2 separate regions of the Homo sapiens genome follow, and region 2 is linked to region 1. Evidence: chromatin loops called from intact Hi-C (ENCODE). Cell type or tissue: mammary epithelial cell. All regions are shown on one strand. Each heading gives the region's core, and the rest is flanking DNA. Links, peaks and the distances in the headings are about the cores only. Region 1 has its middle 22 kb from the start of ZCCHC24. Region 2 overlaps ZMIZ1 (zinc finger MIZ-type containing 1).

Region 1 (4,382 bases), core at 197-4,196:
ACATTGGGAGGGTAGGAAGGACACTGAGAAGCCAGAAGCCATGTTCATCACATAATTTGTTTCCCTAAACCAAAAGGTGATAGTGGAGTGGAAATAAAGCTTGCAAGAGGAAGAGTATAGAAACCTGAAAAATCAGGGCTGGAAGAGGACTTCATTTTCTTTTTATTTTATTTTTTGGAGATAGGGTCTTGCTCTGTTGCCCAGGCTGGTGTGCAGTGACATGATCATAGCTCACAGCAGCTTCAACTTCCCTCGCTCAAGAGATCCTCCTACCTCAGCCTCCTGAGTAGCTGGGACTACAGACACACACCACCACACCCGGCTAATTTTTAATTATTTTGTAGAACATTTCAAAACTTTCTATGCTGCCCAGCTGGTATCGAACTCCTGAGCTCAAGCGATCCTCTGGCCTTTGCCTCCCAAAGTGCTGGGATTATAGGTGTGAGCCACTGGGCCCTGCCTGGGAGAGGACTTTGAAAGTCTCATAGTTTAATTCACTTGTGTTGCTGTGATTCCTTCCTCATCTGTCTTCCACGGTGACATTCAGTCTCAGCTTGTATACCTCAGACCAAGGGGAGCTCACTCCTCCAGAGTAACCCACATTCATTCTAGAGACGTCTATAACCCCTGGAAGTCTCTCTTCATATTGAGTCGGAACATTCCTTCCTGTGTCTTCTCCCATGGGCCCAGCCCTCCCCTCTGGGATATCCAGGACACATCTGCTTCATCTGTCCTAAATCTGAGTCCAACAGGAATGTGTAAACAGTGATTGCATTTCCCAAAGACTTCTCTGGAACAAACTGACCACTCACAGGCCTGTCACCTCAAAGATGGTGGTCACAGAAGGGCCCCAACATCTGGAGTGGGGAGCTGGGGAGGCCCTTGAGGAAGCCATCTTGAAGCTGGAGGGCATCCGATGAGCATCTTCCCTGGAAGCATTGGTTGGTCTCCAGGTCAGTCACAGTTTACTGCTTAGAAACAAATGGCCTCAGTCACAGGGAGGAGCCCCAGGCCCCTCACGCATGTGTTTATTGGAAGGATATGATCTCCCACACATAGAAACACTGCCTCCTCCCACCTCATCAGTTCCCACAGAGCTCTGCAGTGCCTAGGGAAGGCCACGTGCCCTGCAGCTTTAGTTCCTGAGGTCTAGGCTGCTCCCATCTGGCCACACACATCCAGTCCCCCTCATCTAGTCCCAGGCCTGATCCCCCACCACCTAAGAGGTCTGCAAAGGGTGGGGCAGTACACCATGATAGAAGGGGTCTGGGCTGGAGTCTGAGCCCTCCAGGGATCCTGCTCTGCTCAGATAAGTATGCCTTTCAGAGCCTCAGTTTCCCTTATCTGAAAAACAGTGAAAGGAACTCATTTGAGGAGGTGCTCGGGGAATGGGAAGTACCGAGCACATGGTAGCTTCCTAACAGGCTTGTGTATTACGGTATCTTATTGATGAGGTCTTCCCTTCACCTTCCCTGATTTTCAGAATCCATTGAGGGGGTTTCAAATCCCATGTTCTAGCAATCCTGCAATTTGATGGCAAATAGTAACGTTCCTACCATGGAAACACTCTGGAAATCCTGCCTTCCTCCAAGAAGGCCTCACATGTTGATCAGACAGGCTGGTGGTCCTATGCTCTCCTCAACCCCTCTCCCCAGCTTTTATAGATCTTGTAGTAGATGACTGTAGTTGTGCCTTCCCCTCCCCTTCTTGGGAACTGTTCCACCCCATGCACACGCCTATAGAGGGGGCCCTAGCAGTATTATCACCCTTCCTCTGGGGCTTCTTTGACCTCAGGACAAGCTGGATTAGGCAGAGTTCTTCCCTCAGATTCACTGGGTTGGAAGTGGAAGAATCCCAATCCTTCCTTCTCCAGGGTGTGCAGGTCTGGAGCTGCTGCCAGTGTGCAGTGCAGGGAGAGAGCTGAGAGGGAGGGAAACAGAGAGAAGAGACACAGCATATTTGAGTTCCTGGTTTCTGTGTTCTTCAGCCCTGTCTGTCTCCTGCTTAGTGACACAAACCATCCTTAGGATCCAAGAGGAGCAGCCCATTTCCAGCCTCTTCTGAGGTCCAGCTGATCGGACTTTGAGTGGACGTTTGACCACGGAGAATTAATCCAGAAGCCAGGCAGGTCCACTATCTCCTAGAGCTGGAACATAGAGTGCCAGGGTCGGGTGTTTCCAGGGCTCCACTGGTGAGCCACCGATAAGCAGACAGAACCTTCAGACTGGTCATGAGGATTCTTACATAACAGAGAAAAACAGAAGTCCCTGGAGCCTGAGGAGGTTGGGGCAGAGAAAGGAAGGAGGCTGGGAGAGGGGCTGCCTGGGCTCCGGCCAGCTTCCCCCTTTGTGTCTTCACTGCCTTGAAAGTCCTGCCCTGGCTGCCCTCAGGTACCATCAGATATTTCTGCATCTATCTGGCAAATCTTCCCTTTTGCTCAAGCTACTTTGCCAGGGCTCTTGTTCCAGGTCCCTGGCTATCCTGTCCTTCAACATGGAGGCAACAGAGTCTGTGATCCCCCATAGGGGGCGCTGGAGAACAAGTTCTCACAATTGACCAAGGAGTTTACAGCCTTTTTTTTTTTTTTTTTTTGAAACAGAGTCTTGCTCTGTCGACTGGACTGGAGTGCAGTGGCTGCAACCTCCGCCTCCCGGTTCAAGCGATTCTCCTGCCTCAGCCTCCTGAGTACCTGGGATTACAGGTACACACTACCACTCCAGGCTAATTTTTGTACTTTTTAGTAGAGACGGGGTTTCACCATGTTAGCCAGACTGGTCTTGAACTCCTGACCTCAGGTGATCCGCCTGCCTCGGCCTCCCAAAGTGCTGGGATTACAGGCGTGAGCCACCATGCCCAGCCTACAGCCTTCTTTTGTTCAATTGAGATATGATTCACATAACATATCACTCACCTTTTTAAAATACAACATTTAGTGTTTTCTAGTGTATTCACAGAGTTGTGCAACCGTTACCACTATCTAATTCCAGGACATTTTCATCACCCCGAAATGAAACCCCATACTCTCTAGTGGTCACTTGCCATTATCCCTCCACCCTCCCCAGCCCCTGGCATCCAACAAGCTGCTTTCTGTGTCTACAGATTTGCCTATTCTGGACATTCATATAAATAGAATCATACAAAATTTGACCTTTTAAGTATGGCCGTTTTCACTTACCATAACGTTTTCAAAGTTTATTTATGTTGTAGCATGCATCAGCACTTTACTTTTTGTAATGGCTGAATAATGTTCACATTTTTTTGTACCCATTCATCCATTGATGGATATCTGGGTGATTTCCACTTTTTGTCTATTGCGAGTAGTGCTTCTATGAGCATTTGTGTACAACTATTTAAGTACCTGTTTGTTTTCAATCCTTTTGGGTATAGACTTAGAAGTGGGATTGCTGAGTCATGTGGCAATTCTCTGTTTAACTCGTTGAGGAGCCACCAAACTGTGTTCTTTTTTAAAATTTTTTTTAATTTTTTTTTTTTTTTTGAGACAAGACTCTCCCTATGTCACCCAGGGTGAAGTGCAGTGGCACAATCTCGGCTCACTGTAGTTTCCGCCTCCAGGGTTCAAGTGTTTCTCTTGCCTCAGCCTCCTGAGTAGCTGGGATTACAGGCGCTTGTCACCACGTCTGGCTATTTTTTGTATCTTTTAGTGGAAATGGGGTCTCACCATGTTGGCCAGGCTGGTCTCGAATTCCTGACCTCAAGCGATCTGCCTTCCTTGGCCTGCCAAGGTGCTGGGATTACAGGCGTGAGCCACTGCTCCCAGCCCCAAACTGTTTTCTATAGTGGCTGCACCATTTTACATTTCTACCATCAATGTTTGAGGGTTCCAATTTCTCCACATCTTTGCCTATCCCAGTGGGTACGAAGTGGTATCTCACAGAGGTTTTGATTTGCATTTCCCAAATGACTAATGATATTGAGCATTTTCTCATGCACCTATTGGCCATTTGTATGTCTTCTTTAAAGAAATATTTGTTTTCCCATTTTAAAAATTGGGTTATTTGATTTGTTTTCATTTGTTTTAATTTTTTAATTTAATTTTTTTTTTTTTTTTTTTTTTTTTTTTTTTTTTTTTGAGACGGAGTTTTGCTCTGTCGCCCAGGCTGGAGTGCAGTGGCGCGATCTCGACTCACTGCAAGCTCCGCCTCCCGGGTTCACGCCATTCTCCTGCCTCAGCCTCCCGTGTAGCTGGGACTACAGGCGCGCGCCACCATGCCCGGCTAATTTTTGTATTTTTAGTAGAGACGGGGTTTCACCATGTTAGCCAGGATGGTCTCGATCTCCTGACCTCGTGATCCGCCCGTCTCAGCCTCCCAAAGTGCTGGGATTACAGGCGTGAGCCACCACGCCCGGCCTTAATTTAATTT
Region 2 (4,382 bases), core at 291-4,290, 170 kb after region 1:
CAACAAACGAATGATGGACTTAGGGATAAATGTCAGAAAGTGTCAGTGTGGAAGAATCTACAACTCACGTTGTTGCAACATGGTGGCTGCTCTGGGTGACAGTGAGGCACCCACCACAGGAGGTATAGAAGACGTAGCTGGTGCCTACCTGCCCACCAAGCTAGAGAAGAGAGTCCTCTGTGGGACCAGATGACCCAACCCCTGTCCTAAGGCTCCAACAATTCAAATATTGTATGAACAAGCCATGGCAAGGGGAAGGAAGGCCAGTCTTCCAGACAGGATCAGGCCGCATAGGCTGTGACCACCCAGTGCTGTAGCTGGGTAGCAGCAGCACTCTATGAAAAGGATGATTAATTTAGTAAAAATATGGAGAGCCTTTGGTGTGCTCTCTTTAGGCAGGCAAGAGCCATAAGCATGGCACAGGTGCAGGTGCAGGGGTGACACCAATGACCAGGAATTCTGCTGAAGCCTCATCCGAGATTGCCTCCTTTGGCGTGGGCTAACAGATGCACCCCCAGCACAGCCAGTGGGACACTGGGATTTTGAGCACAGGGTGGCTGAGAAAAGGCCTAGAAACTGCATGGGGCCTGAGTGCCAGGAGAGGTGCCAATAGCTTGAGGCTCCCCCAAACTCAGGACCCAGGAGCCAATGGTCCTTCTCTGGCCCCTCCCTGAACTAGTGTCCACCAGGTGGAGGGTTGGGGCTTGATCCAGCTTCTTGGATGCATGAGGAAGCCCCTGACCCCCCCCCCTCTCTCTCCCCTCCTGAACTCAGAATACCTCCACTTGTTGCCAAGCCTCCCCGCCCATCCTAAGGTGGATACTGAGGGGAAATGTGCAGATCTTCAAGGAACTTAAGGTCTTTGGAATCTAAAGCCGCTGTGAACCCAAGGTGAAGGCCACAGAGCTGAGAGGAGCTAGGAGGAGAAAACTGCTCTGAGAGTGGGCATGCAAGCTGGGAGGGAGGCAGGCAGAGAGCTGGGCACACCCTGCTCAAAAAGGGGCTTGGTCGTGGGGAGCAACCAGGGCTTCACGAGGGGCATCTGCAGAGCCACGTCCCTACGTCTTCTGCAGGTAAACTAAATCCTTACCTGGGTACCCAGATGGGCCAGCTGCTGCCAGCATCATTTTCTGAGGATTTACTTGTGACACACCCTCCAGGAAGCCTGCCTTCTCTGACTCATATTGAGTTCTGTGCAGTCTGCTATGCTTCATTCCCTGGTGAGTCTCTGCTAAAAACTTTTCTTTCCTGCTAAAACCTCACTTCCCAGAGGGCAGGAGGTGTGGGTTTTACTTCCCCAAATCTTCCCCAACACCTTGGCTGAGCTGGCTGTGCAGCCCAAGAGGCAGTGCCACTTCCTATACAGTGACCAAGTGTGGATGGAAACAAGAGCTAAGAAACACGCTGTCTGCCTTCCAGTCACTTCCCTGACGGGTCAGTCCTTATAGACTGGAAACAGCTGCCGGCCTTCCAGTCACTTCCCCAACGGGTCAGTCCTTATAGATTGGAAACACGCTCTCTGCCTTCCAGTCACTTCCCCAACAGGTCAATCCTTACAGACTGGAAACACGCTGCCTGCCTTCCAGTCACTTCCCGGACGGGTCAGCCCTTATAGACTGGAAGCATTTTGTCTCAGCTCTCTTTCTTGGAGAGGAGTTGGGGAAGCTCTCATGTGGGCAGGAGGAACTAAACCCAGGTCACCCAGTTAGTGGCTGAGCCAAGACAAGAGTCACTACAGTAAGAGGAACTGCTGCTTGCTGAGTGGCGGCACATGCCAGCCCAGGGCCAAGCACTTCACGGACACCTCCTCAAGTCCCTCAAGCAGCCCTAGGAGGCAGGGTGACTGGCTCGAGGTCTTTCAGTTGGGAAACAGCAGAACCAGGTCTCAAACCCAGGAGCACCTGACCCCTAAGCCCCTGCCTCTTTGTCCAAGTGTGCTGGAGTCCAAGCCACACCCCTTCCAAAGCCGTACCCACGGCCCATGTCTTCAAGCCCAGGTGTCCCAGTTCCCACCTCCCAGGCTCCCACTGCTGCACTCACCTCTCCAGGGTATGGCCTCTTTATGTTCTGAATAGGAAGGGACTGGGGCCGGGGGCCCGGGTAGGTCTGCTGGGGCATCCGCTGCCCGTGTGTGCCAAAGGGGCTGATGCCGGGCGGCCGGGGCTGGTTCATGCCCATGGGAGGGCCGCTCATCCCCGAGGGCGTCATGCCAGCCGCCATGCTCGCGGGGTTCATGCTGCCCCCCATGGAGGCAGGCCCCCGCGGCCCGGGCTGGTTCATGAATTGGCTGTTATACGCCTGGGTGGGACCCATCTGGAAAGAGGAACAGACCTTCAACGGGAGAAGAAAAAAAAAAGAATAAAATGCCACATGCATTGAAAGTGCAGGGAGGGAAGGGTTGGGGAGGTGGAGGAGTGGGGAGGGGGCACTGTCCTGTGCGGCAGTGACTGGTGACCAACCAGGCCCCAGGGGAGCAGGATCCACCCAGGCTCACTGCTGCCCTCTGCAGCCGCACAGGAGAGATGCAGCTCAGGGGTGTTAGGGGATGGGGTGGGGTGGGGTGAGGTGGTCACTCCGATGCACAGGCAGCATTTCCAGGGAGGGAGGCAGGCAGAAAACCAGGAAAGTGTGCAGGGACAGGGAGGGGTATGGGAGGGTGGAGGTAGATGAGGGTGGAGGCAGGAGCCCGAGTGAGACTGCAGCCCCTTTCCTGGAAGCCCTGGCCCTGCCCTTGGTCCTGGGCCAGTGGAGGCACACCCTCCATCCCCAAAGTTGGCCTCAGCCCAGCTTCCACTTCTGCCCCTCTGCCCTGCAGTTCCCACCTCCTCACCTCCTGTTCTGCATTCCTATGGGGGCTCCCCTCTCCTCATCCCCTAACCCATCCTTCAGAAGGTCAGGGAGCAGCACTGGGGCCTGCGCAGACCCACAGATAGGGTGACTAGGAGGGCACTGGTCTCAGAGGCAATCCAGGAGACAGACCGGTCACAAGACTATTTTTAGACATTGAGCCCACTCCTTGGTGAGTTGGGGGCCCAGAGAGCCATGTAGAACCTTTTCCCCATATGCAGTTGTACATGAGCCACCAACACACAGAACAAACACCAGCACCCATACACCCCACCACACCCAAGCACACTGACACGCCCCATTCTAGACATGCGCCATTCTAAACACACAGACCTCCACATGCTTCCATGAAAGCCCAAATGCACCCTAATGCAGTCAGCTCTCCCAGCACACATGGCCCCATAAGCACTGACATCCCAACTCTGGTTTCCCAGGGCTGTCTGCCTGGCTGGCTGGGCAAGGCTGGACCAGGATTAGTGGGAACCCTTACCGGTCCATACTGGTTTATATCCTTGTTCTGTGTCTCCTGCAGGGCTGCCACAGTGGCCGTGGCTGTGGCTGTAGCTGTGGCTGCTGCTGCTGCCACTGCCGCTGCTGCAGCGGCTGCCGCGGGCTGAGTGAAGTCAGCAGGCGGCCTGGTGTGCGGAGGGATGCCCATGCCTGCGGGGGCGTTAGGACCCCCAGGGTAACTGCAGGGGGAGAAGGGTGGAAGAGTTAGGTACTGCCTGCATCTGAGGGGAACTGAGGGCAAGCTGTGGGCTGGAAGGGAGATGATGGAGCTGTACCCAGAACCTAGAGGGGACGGGGCCTCTTGGGATTGGCAGCCATTCATTTGTGCCACTTGGCAACGACCAGGCTGCTGTGCTCCTGGAGCCCTTGGGGGTGCCTGCACCCTCACTGCATGCTGTCGGGGCCCTGGTGAGCCCATCTTCTGAAGGACACTGAGTCTCAGAGAACCTGAGCAACTTGCCCAAGGCCCTGCAGCATTGATGGCGGAGCTGCGGCTGCAGCTGCAGGTGTTTCTGATCCCTGTGTTTAACCACCAGGTCATATAGCTGTGCCAACCCCAGGCCAGAAACCCAGCCAGGGCTGGTGAGGGCTGAGGCCAAGGTGGGGGTCTTAGGCAGGGCGGGGTGGAAAGAGGAGAATGGGCACCTCTGCTCGCCTCACACCACTCCCCAGAGCTCCATATCCTGGGAGTCCCTGCCCTTTTCTTCCCAGCCAAGGGACTCGCAGTCTCTGCATAGTTCTGCTTTCACCAATCAGCAAGGCAGAGCAGATATTCCCAGACTGCTTCACTGTCTTTGGGCAACTGGACCCCATCTATACCTGCTCTTCGACTTTCCCAATCCAGATTTTCTCAATATTTTCCTATTCATTAAAGACAAAATTTAGAGAAGGGTTGTTTTGAGGTTTTGAGGAGTAAGAATGTCACCTCTCTATTTCTACGAGTCTGACGACTGTCAGAACACAGGCCAACTGCTGCAGCGCCTTATCTGCAGGCCAGCCCTGGGAGCCAGGGATGACTGAGCCCC

Evidence for each region. Hi-C counts contacts between places; a loop is a spot of excess contacts. Peaks named below come from ENCODE experiments on the same cell type or tissue, not always from the same donor. Only the 100,000 strongest peaks of a DNase experiment are listed, where the experiment ranks them.
Region 2: a loop joins it to region 1, with 14 times the contacts of the local background. A loop is called at or near these places in 4 of 110 quality-filtered maps.

Annotation. Positions count from the first base shown.
Region 1 is chr10:79,465,729-79,470,110 of GRCh38, reverse strand. No RefSeq gene overlaps it. Among named protein-coding and RNA genes, the nearest start is that of ZCCHC24, 22 kb to the right of the region's middle. In mammary epithelial cell, for the core only: a CTCF peak has its summit at 2,515 (motif pointing right); a DNase peak (open chromatin) is centred at 2,530.
Region 2 is chr10:79,291,312-79,295,693 of GRCh38, reverse strand. ZMIZ1 (zinc finger MIZ-type containing 1) reads right to left here. Exons shown (of 25, transcript NM_020338.4): 11 at 3,338-3,536; 12 at 2,041-2,313. Among named protein-coding and RNA genes, the nearest start is that of PPIF, 54 kb to the left of the region's middle. RefSeq lists cis regulatory regions at 1,062-1,892, 1,177-1,938 and a silencer at 2,546-2,605. In mammary epithelial cell, for the core only: a CTCF peak has its summit at 2,503 (motif pointing left); a DNase peak (open chromatin) is centred at 1,193.